Regions from separate parts of the Homo sapiens genome. Here region 2 is linked to region 1. Evidence: read pairs that join two places in POLR2A ChIA-PET (ENCODE). Cell type or tissue: OCI-LY7. All regions are shown on one strand.

Region 1 (4,000 bases):
ACACACCTGTAGTCCCAGCTAGTCGGGAGGGTGAGGTGGGAGAGTCACTTGAACTCAGGAGGCAGAGGTTGCAGTGAGCTGAGATGGCGCCACTGCACTCCAGCCTAGGTGACAAGAGTGAGATTGTCTATAAATATATACACATGTGTGTGTGATTTGTATAATTTATCCTTTTTTTGTATGTGTGCGTTTTTGTTTTTCTGGTTGTTGTAGCAGGAGTGACAACCTACTGATACCTACTACATCCTTCCTTGTGAATAACAACGTATATTCTCAGAAGAGCGTTGTTCTTACCACTGAATATCTCAGACTGCTTCTAACATATTCTTAGAAAACATAACAAAAGGCAGACTATGTATAACTTTAAGTTTAATTGAGATCTTTCTCCACCTACCTGGTCTCTTAACAGTGTTCTTTGTTTACTTTGCTCCTGAGTGGTTAGGAGTGTAAATATCTTACTAGCACAGTACATTGAAAATTCAATGTATTTGCTATAATAGGATTTGTTCTTCCTAAGGGCTTTATAAAATAAACCTCGAGTTTTTTGTATTTTTAAAAGTCTGAGCTGGGCACAGTGGCTCACACTTGTAATCCCAGCACTTGGGGAGGCTGAGTCAGGAGGATTGCTTGAGGCCAGGAGTTCAAGACCAACCTGGACAACAGCAGGACTGTCTCTACAAAAAATAAAAATAAAATGTCTGTATTTAATATTATTGATAGGTAACATTCTCACATGTTCAAATGTCAAAAAATATGAAAGGGTATACAGTGAAGTATTTCTTTTTTTTTGAGACAGAGTCTCACTGTCACCCAGGGTGGAGTGCAATGACACCATCTTGGCTCACTGCAACCTCTGCCTCCTGGGTTCAAGCAACTCTCCCACCTCAGCCTTGGACTAGAGGCGCATGCCACCATGCCCAGCTAAATTTTGTATTTTTAGTAGAGATGGGGTTTTGTCATGTTGGCCAGACTGCTCTCGAACTCCTGGCCCCAAGTGATCCGCCGGCCTCGGCCTCCCAAAATGTTGGGATTACAGGTGTGAGCCATCACGCCTGGCCACAGTGAAGTATTTCTATGACTCATTCCTCCATCTACCCAGTTCCCACTCCCAACAGGTATTCATGATTATTAGCTTCTTATTTATTAGAAAAGTTTAAATGAATATGCTAGCTGACACATATCCGAATCATTTTCCCCCATTCTCTAAATAAACATAGCATCCTATGGCTACTGTTTTGCAGTTCGCCTTTTTTTTTTTAAGTATAAACGGGAATTAATTGGCTTATATGACTGCAAAGTCCAGGACGTGGCTGCCAGTACAGCAGGATCCAGGGCCTCAGACAATTAATTCCACCAAAACCCAGCTTCTCTCCTTCTCTTGCCTGCACTCTCCTCTCCGGTGGCTGCATCCTCAGGCAGGCTCCCCTCCTAGTCCCACATCCAGGATGACACCTTAACAGTTTGGGAACTCCAACAGAAAGGGCACACCTATTACCACATTCCCGGTAGATTCTAGCCAAAGTCCTGTGGAGGGCTCTCATTGGCCCAGCTGGAGTCATCAGGCCAAGCCAGTAGGATATACTGATTGGCCAGGCTGACGTGGCAGGGCCACCCCTGGTGTTCCAGGCTTGAGAAGTCAGTCCCACATTGGCATGAGTTTCCTGGCTGAATTGAGAAAAGTGGCTCTCCAAAGCCGTGTCAGGCTGCTGTAAGTGGATGATTTTCCCCAGGCAAAGATTACAGATGTCTACTGCAAAAGGCAGTGTTTTTGATGTCTTTTTTTTTGGCTCTTTCATGCCAGGAAGCTGCTATTATGCCAAACGCATCTGTGGCTCAGGCCATACAGGACCAAACGAAAAGCCAAAGTTGTTTACATCTTTCCTATGATCTTGTTTTTGTGGGCGCCCAAAAAATTATATTACAAACCCTCCAACTAGTCCCAAGTCCATACCTCTAACTACCCCCTTTTTCTAACACAAAGCCAATATTTCCCCTGCCCTAAATTAACCCAAGGCTAGGTACTACAGAACCCCTAGAGATACCGCTAATCTCCAAAACCCACCAGAATTATTCAGACCACCCAGTCCCAAACTTTCCCTGCACTGCCTTGCCTTCCCTGCTGAAACGCTAATAAAGGTTCTCGTTTAAGCTTTCCCTTCACTCCCTTCTGCCTCCTGACCAAACCTGGTGCTTCTTCTCCATGTGGCCCTGCATGGCGTGGTGTGTCCCTCCTCTCAGGAAATGTGGATAAATTATTCCTTCAAAGCCACTAGTCTCTCTGTCATCAGTCAGTCGCTTCTATAAATTAAAATCCTACAGGTACAACTGAGAGAGGGGCTGCTGCGACTGAGTTTTCAGTCCTGGAAAACCACACTTTTTTTTTCTGTCTCTGCAAGGCTTTGGCAGTCTCTCCTCTCCACCCCCTTATTAATGCTGGCCTCTGTTTCACAGGTACCTCTCTACACGAGCAGGTGCAAATTGTCACTGATGGGGGAAACATGAAACAAACTCAGATGCCTCCAGGGACACGTGAGAAGCCACACTTGTTTCAGCCTATTGTTCTCTTGAGGGAATGTGGGCCCTGTGATGATGCTAGATCTTTCTTTTCTTTCTGTACCTTCCTCTCTTCTTCCCTCTCTCCTTCCTTCCCTCCTTCTCTCCTTCCCTCACACCCTCCCTCCCTTTCTTCTTTCCTCTTTTTTAAGAAAAACTGAAAATCTATTTCTGTTTTGATTGGAGCTTTTGTGTGTGTGTAAAATATGTTGTGTGTGTGTTTTTTTTTTCCACAGCAACTGCTTTTTGTGTGTGTGGTAAAATATGTATGAAATAAACTGCCATTTTAACCTTTTTATGAGTAGAACTCAATGGCATTAATTACATTCAAAATGCTGTACAGCCATTGCCACAATTTCTAAACTTTTTCATCCCCCCAAATGGAAACTATGAACCCAGTAAGCAATAATTCCTCATTCTTCCCTCCTTCCTACTCTCAGTTCCTGAAACCTCTAATCTACTTTCTGTCTCTATGAATTTGCCTATTCAAAATCTTTCATATAAATGGAGTCAGATCGTATTTGTTTTTTTGTGTTGGCATATTTGACTCAGAATGTTGTAGCATGTGTCAGAGCTTCACTCCTTTTCATGGCCGAATGATACTCCACTGTATGGATATACTACTTTTTTTTTTTTTTTTTTTGAGATGGAGCCTCGCTCTGTTGCCCAGGCTGGAGTGCAGTGGCACGATCTTGGCTCACTACAACCTCCACCTGCCAGGTTCAAGCAATTCTCCTGCCTCAGCCTCCCGAGTAGCTGGGGTTACAGGAACACGCCACCATGCCCGGCTAACTTTTTTGTATTTTTAGTAGAGACAGGGTTTCACTATGTTGGCCAGGCTGGTCTGGAACTCCTGACTTCAAGTGATCCACCCACCTCAGCCTCCCAAACTGCTGGGATTACAGGTGTGGGCCACTGTGCCCAGCTTATTAGATATACCACATTTTGTTTATTCATTCATCTGTTAATGAACATGTGGGTGAAATATGTCAATTTTTACTTGTTGCAAAAACAAAACACACCTTTTTTTTTTTTTTTTTTTTTTGAGACGGAGTCTCGCTCTGTGCCCCAGGCTGGAGTGCAGTGGCGCGATCTCGGCTCACTGCAAGCTCCACCTCCCAGGTTCATGCCATTCTCCTGCCTCAGCCTCCCGAGTAGCTGGGACTACAGGCGTGTGCCATGACACCTGGCTAATTTTTGTATTTTTAGTAGAGACGGCGTTTCACCATGTTAGCCACGATGGTCTCAATGTCCTGACCTCGTGATCTGCCTGCCTCGGCCTCCCAAAGTGCTGGGATTACAGGCATGAGCCACCGCGCCTGGCCAAAACACATCATTGTTAAATAACTCCTCAGGCTACCCTTCTCTATGGGAAAATGCAGAGTAAATCAACAGATTTTTAATAGCAAAATGGCCAAGGAAAAAGCAGGATAGAGACAACGCAAAG
Region 2 (4,000 bases), 300 kb before region 1:
GGGAAGTCATCCTGATTCCCCTCTTTCTGCGTATGGTGAAGAATGCTTTATGGAATACTCTGCATTCCTTTCTCTCAAGACTTAGATTTACCATTACCATATGGAAATTTCTAGGCTGTTTCCAATGCCTAGGTGGTGCTCAGAAGTGTTAGTGGTTTAGTAGAATCCTAATTGTGGAGAAAGACAGCCAAATTTGGGAGGTTTTTAGCATAGAGTAACCCTGGCATTCAGGGATGTTTGCTGTGCAAGATGGGTGTGGTACCAGAGGAGCTGTTCCTGGAGGAACTGAATCTCAGTGGCTTGAAGTGGTCAGTTCCGGCATTGGTATGTTCCCCTTCTGTATTGCACAGAGCTGGGAAACCACTGAAGTCATGTGCTCTGCAGAACTTGTTCAACTGGTTTCCTCTCCACAGACCCCTAATTCAGATTTCCACCCTTATTCTTTTCTGCATATGCTCTTAGTCTGGGCTTGTTTTAAGGTTTACCACAGTAGAGTTCTCAGTATAGTTATTTATTTGTCTTGCTGAGTGTAGAGTGGGTAGGGCCAAGTATGTACTCCCTTTGAAAAGTGTTATCAGTAAGACAAGATAGACAGGTATTATGTAAATCATGGAGTGTCAGACTCCATTAGCAGGTTTATTTCTGTGGATCTAACCATTTCACCCCCACACTCATGTGTACATACACATATACATAGCTATCATTATTTAGAGCCTACTACTAGTTGCTGGGTGAGGTGTCAGAGCCCCGGCATTGGAAAGTAGTCAACTCACAGGTTGGTAGGAAGAATTTACTGACAGCAGTATAGGTTTGAAAAAGGAAAGTTTTATTAGAAAGAAGGAACTCTGCAGAAGAATGCCTCAGCAAGAGAGAACTGAGCTCGCGGTGGATTTTTCCTTAGGGTATTTATGGAACTTAAAGCAGGAGCTTAAGGGTAGTTTGGACCATATTAGCCAATAGGTCATGATAAATGATTACATTTTTAGACGTAATGTCAGCAAGGGTTGCACAGGGAGTTTCGGCATGGCATTCCAGAGATGTATAGAAAGTCTAGTTGCTTACAAATTTTAGGTTGAAAAGAGAGCTGGAACCAGGTGCCGATTTTAGATAACAGGGAAGTTAATTACTTCTAAATTCCTCAGATAAGAAGTTTTGCCTCTGAATGGTCTCCTTAGTGGACTCCAGGTGATCACTAGTATTTGGTATGTATCATCTCATTTAATCCTTACAACAACCTTATGAAGTTTGGTGTGTTGCTAATCCTGCTTTATATATGGGAAATGGAAGCTCAGAGAAGTTAGCGGGTAACATGTCATTCTTGGTTTTTCTTATGTCCTTCCCTCTTATCTCAGGGAGGAAGTGGGGTATATTCCTTTCTGTAGCTGGCTGCCGCCTCTGCTCTTCAGAACCTTGCTTTCTTTTGTTCTTATTCCTGTATCTTTAGCCCCTCCTTCACGTGTTCTTTTCTTGCAGACTATAAAAATATGCTTTTTCCACAATCATTTAAAAAAAATAAAAAGACACTTTCCCAGGACATGTCACCATCTCAGACTAACTCCTTCTCCGTTCCCCCTAGTTTTTCCTCTTCCTTTCTTACACTTCTAGAAAAAGAAGTTGGCTGGGTGCAGTGACTCATGCCTGTAATCCCAGTACTTTGGGAGATGGAGAAGGGGGCGGGGAGGGAGTTGGGGGTTGGAAGTCAAGAATCTCTTGAGTTCAGGAGTTCCATACCAGCCTGGACAACATAGTGAAACCTTGTCTCCATTATAAAAAAAGTAATAATAATAAAATAAAAATTAGAAAAAGAAGCCTACATTTGCTGCCTCTCCTTCCTACTTTTAGTTACTTTTCTAGTTATTTTAAATGGACTCCTGTGTCACCACTCCACTAAGACTCCCCTTACAGGAGCCAAAGATGACCTTGCTTGTGTGCCACATTCTTTTCTCTTCACCACCCGCCTCTCTGCAGCATTGAAAGCTGGTGACCTCTACCAGTTTGCTGATTTTTTCCTTCCGTGATTGCCATTGTGTGATTCTCTCCTGGTTCTTAACTTGATCACAGACGCTATCTTTGTCTCTTTCACCTCTTAAGTGTTGGTGTTCTCTGAGGCACAGTGCTTCAGCTTTTACATTTTTCTCCACAGCCTCTTTCTCTGTGGGCTTATCTACTCTTGTGGTGCCATTTTCCAGATTTAGGTCTTCAGCAACAGGTCTCCCTCCTGAGACCTGTGTTTCCAACTGCCTACAAGATGCCACTGTCTGGACGTCCCGTTGACATTTCAAGCTGAACATGTTTCAACCGTGAATTGCTCATCCTCTCCGGCTTTTGTGGGTGTCCCCATTCTTGTTTAATGGCATCATCTTTTATGTAGTCATCCATGCCGCAAGTCACCAAATCATCTTTTAAAAAATAAGAAAAAAACCTTCTCTTTTCGTTTTATAGAAGTGTTTGTAAGTTTGCTGTAGATGGTATATGGTGCCGGATTTTCTCCTAGAATTGTGTGTCAGAATGTGGGGCTTCTCGACACACTGGACAACAATGTTATTTTAAAAAATCTTTGCTAGTCTGATAGCTGAAGATGGTGATATTGTTACTTTACTTTGTATTTCTTTGGTTAGTAGTAAGATTGAGAAATTTTCTTATAAATTACTGGCTATATGTATATTTTATGAATTTTTAAATTTGTGTTTCTAGCATATTTTTCTAGGGAAATGTTTGCCATTTTATTTCAAGTGTTTAAAATGTATATACATGTAAAGATTATGGAATATTGTTAGCTCTTTGTTATATGTTGTGATTTTTTTTCCTCCAGTAACCTTTCCTGTTAAAGTTTTATTTAGTTTTTTAAAAATGGCCTTACAGAAGTTTAAATACTAGCCAATTTATCTTTTCCTTTCTGATTTCTGCTTCTGTAGTAGTGTTTGTAAACTTCTTTCTCATTTTAAGAGTATATAACTATTTTTTCTTTTTTAAAAAATTCTCTAATCCATTTGGTGTTTAATGTTAGTTGTGAACCGTGAGGTCTGGAGCTAACTGCTTCCCCACCCTCCATGCCCCCTGCCTTTTCAGTCATCTGTGAGATTTCACATCTTTCCCACTGCCCTTCTAATCCCCGTGCCTCATCTAACAGATTGTCAAATGGGGTCAATTCTACCTTTGTAATTGTTAATCATTCTCTTTCCACCATTGTCCCAGTTAAAGACTGTATTACCACTCACCTGGATTACCGAAATGTTTGCCTGATATTTCTCCCTTGAATCTGTCGTCCATGCTGCTGTCCAAGTTCTCCTTCTAAGTCTACTTGAAAACCTCCCATGGCTCCCATTCCTGCAGGTTAGATTACTAATCCAGATACTTTTACACCTACTTCTCTACCACAGTGACTTACCGTTCCCTGAATGTGCCATTTGTTTTCAGCCTTTTTTTTTGTCCTTTGTATTATGCTGTTCCTTTTTTGTTTTTTAATTTTTTTATTTATTATACTTTAAGTTCCAGGGTACATGTGCACAACGTGCAGGTTTGTTACATAATGTATACAGGTGCCATGTTGATGTGCTGCACCCATTAACTCGTCATTTACATTAGGTATGTCTCCTAATGCTATCCCTCCCGCCTCCCCCTACCCCACAACAGGCCCCAGTGTGTGATGTTCCCATGTCCCTACAAAGGACATGAACTCATCCTTTTTTATGGCTTCATAGTATTCCATGGTGTATATGTGCCACATTTTCTTAATCCATTCTATCATTGATGGACATTTGGGTTGGTTCCAAGTCTTTGCTATTGTGAATGGTGCTGCAGTAAACATACGTGCGCATGTGTCTTTATAGCAGCATGATTTATAATCCTTTGGGTACATACCCAGTAATGGGATGGCTGGGTCAAATGGTATTTCTAGTTCTAGATCCTTGAGGAACTGCCACACTGTCTTCCCCAATGGTTGAAGCAGTTTACAGTCCCTCCAGCAGTGTAAAAGTGTTCCTATTTCTCCACATCCTCT

The links. Peaks named below come from ENCODE experiments on the same cell type or tissue, not always from the same donor. Only the 100,000 strongest peaks of a DNase experiment are listed, where the experiment ranks them.
Region 2: POLR2A ChIA-PET joins it to region 1 with 9 read pairs; 3 of 35 experiments call an interaction of 5 or more read pairs at or near these places.

The regions. Positions count from the first base shown.
Region 1 is chr15:90,709,057-90,713,056 of GRCh38, forward strand. The region is part of intron 2 of CRTC3-AS1 (CRTC3 antisense RNA 1); the gene reads right to left. Among named protein-coding and RNA genes, the nearest start is that of CRTC3-AS1, 6.1 kb to the right of the region's middle. In OCI-LY7, no CTCF peak of the experiment used is centred here; a DNase peak (open chromatin) is centred at 2,495; H3K4me3 peaks cover 796 bases; H3K27ac peaks cover 1,107 bases.
Region 2 is chr15:90,412,557-90,416,556 of GRCh38, forward strand. The region is part of intron 2 of IQGAP1 (IQ motif containing GTPase activating protein 1); the gene reads left to right. Among named protein-coding and RNA genes, the nearest start is that of IQGAP1, 26 kb to the left of the region's middle. RefSeq lists enhancers at 1-506, 1,805-3,004. In OCI-LY7, no CTCF peak of the experiment used is centred here; a DNase peak (open chromatin) is centred at 325.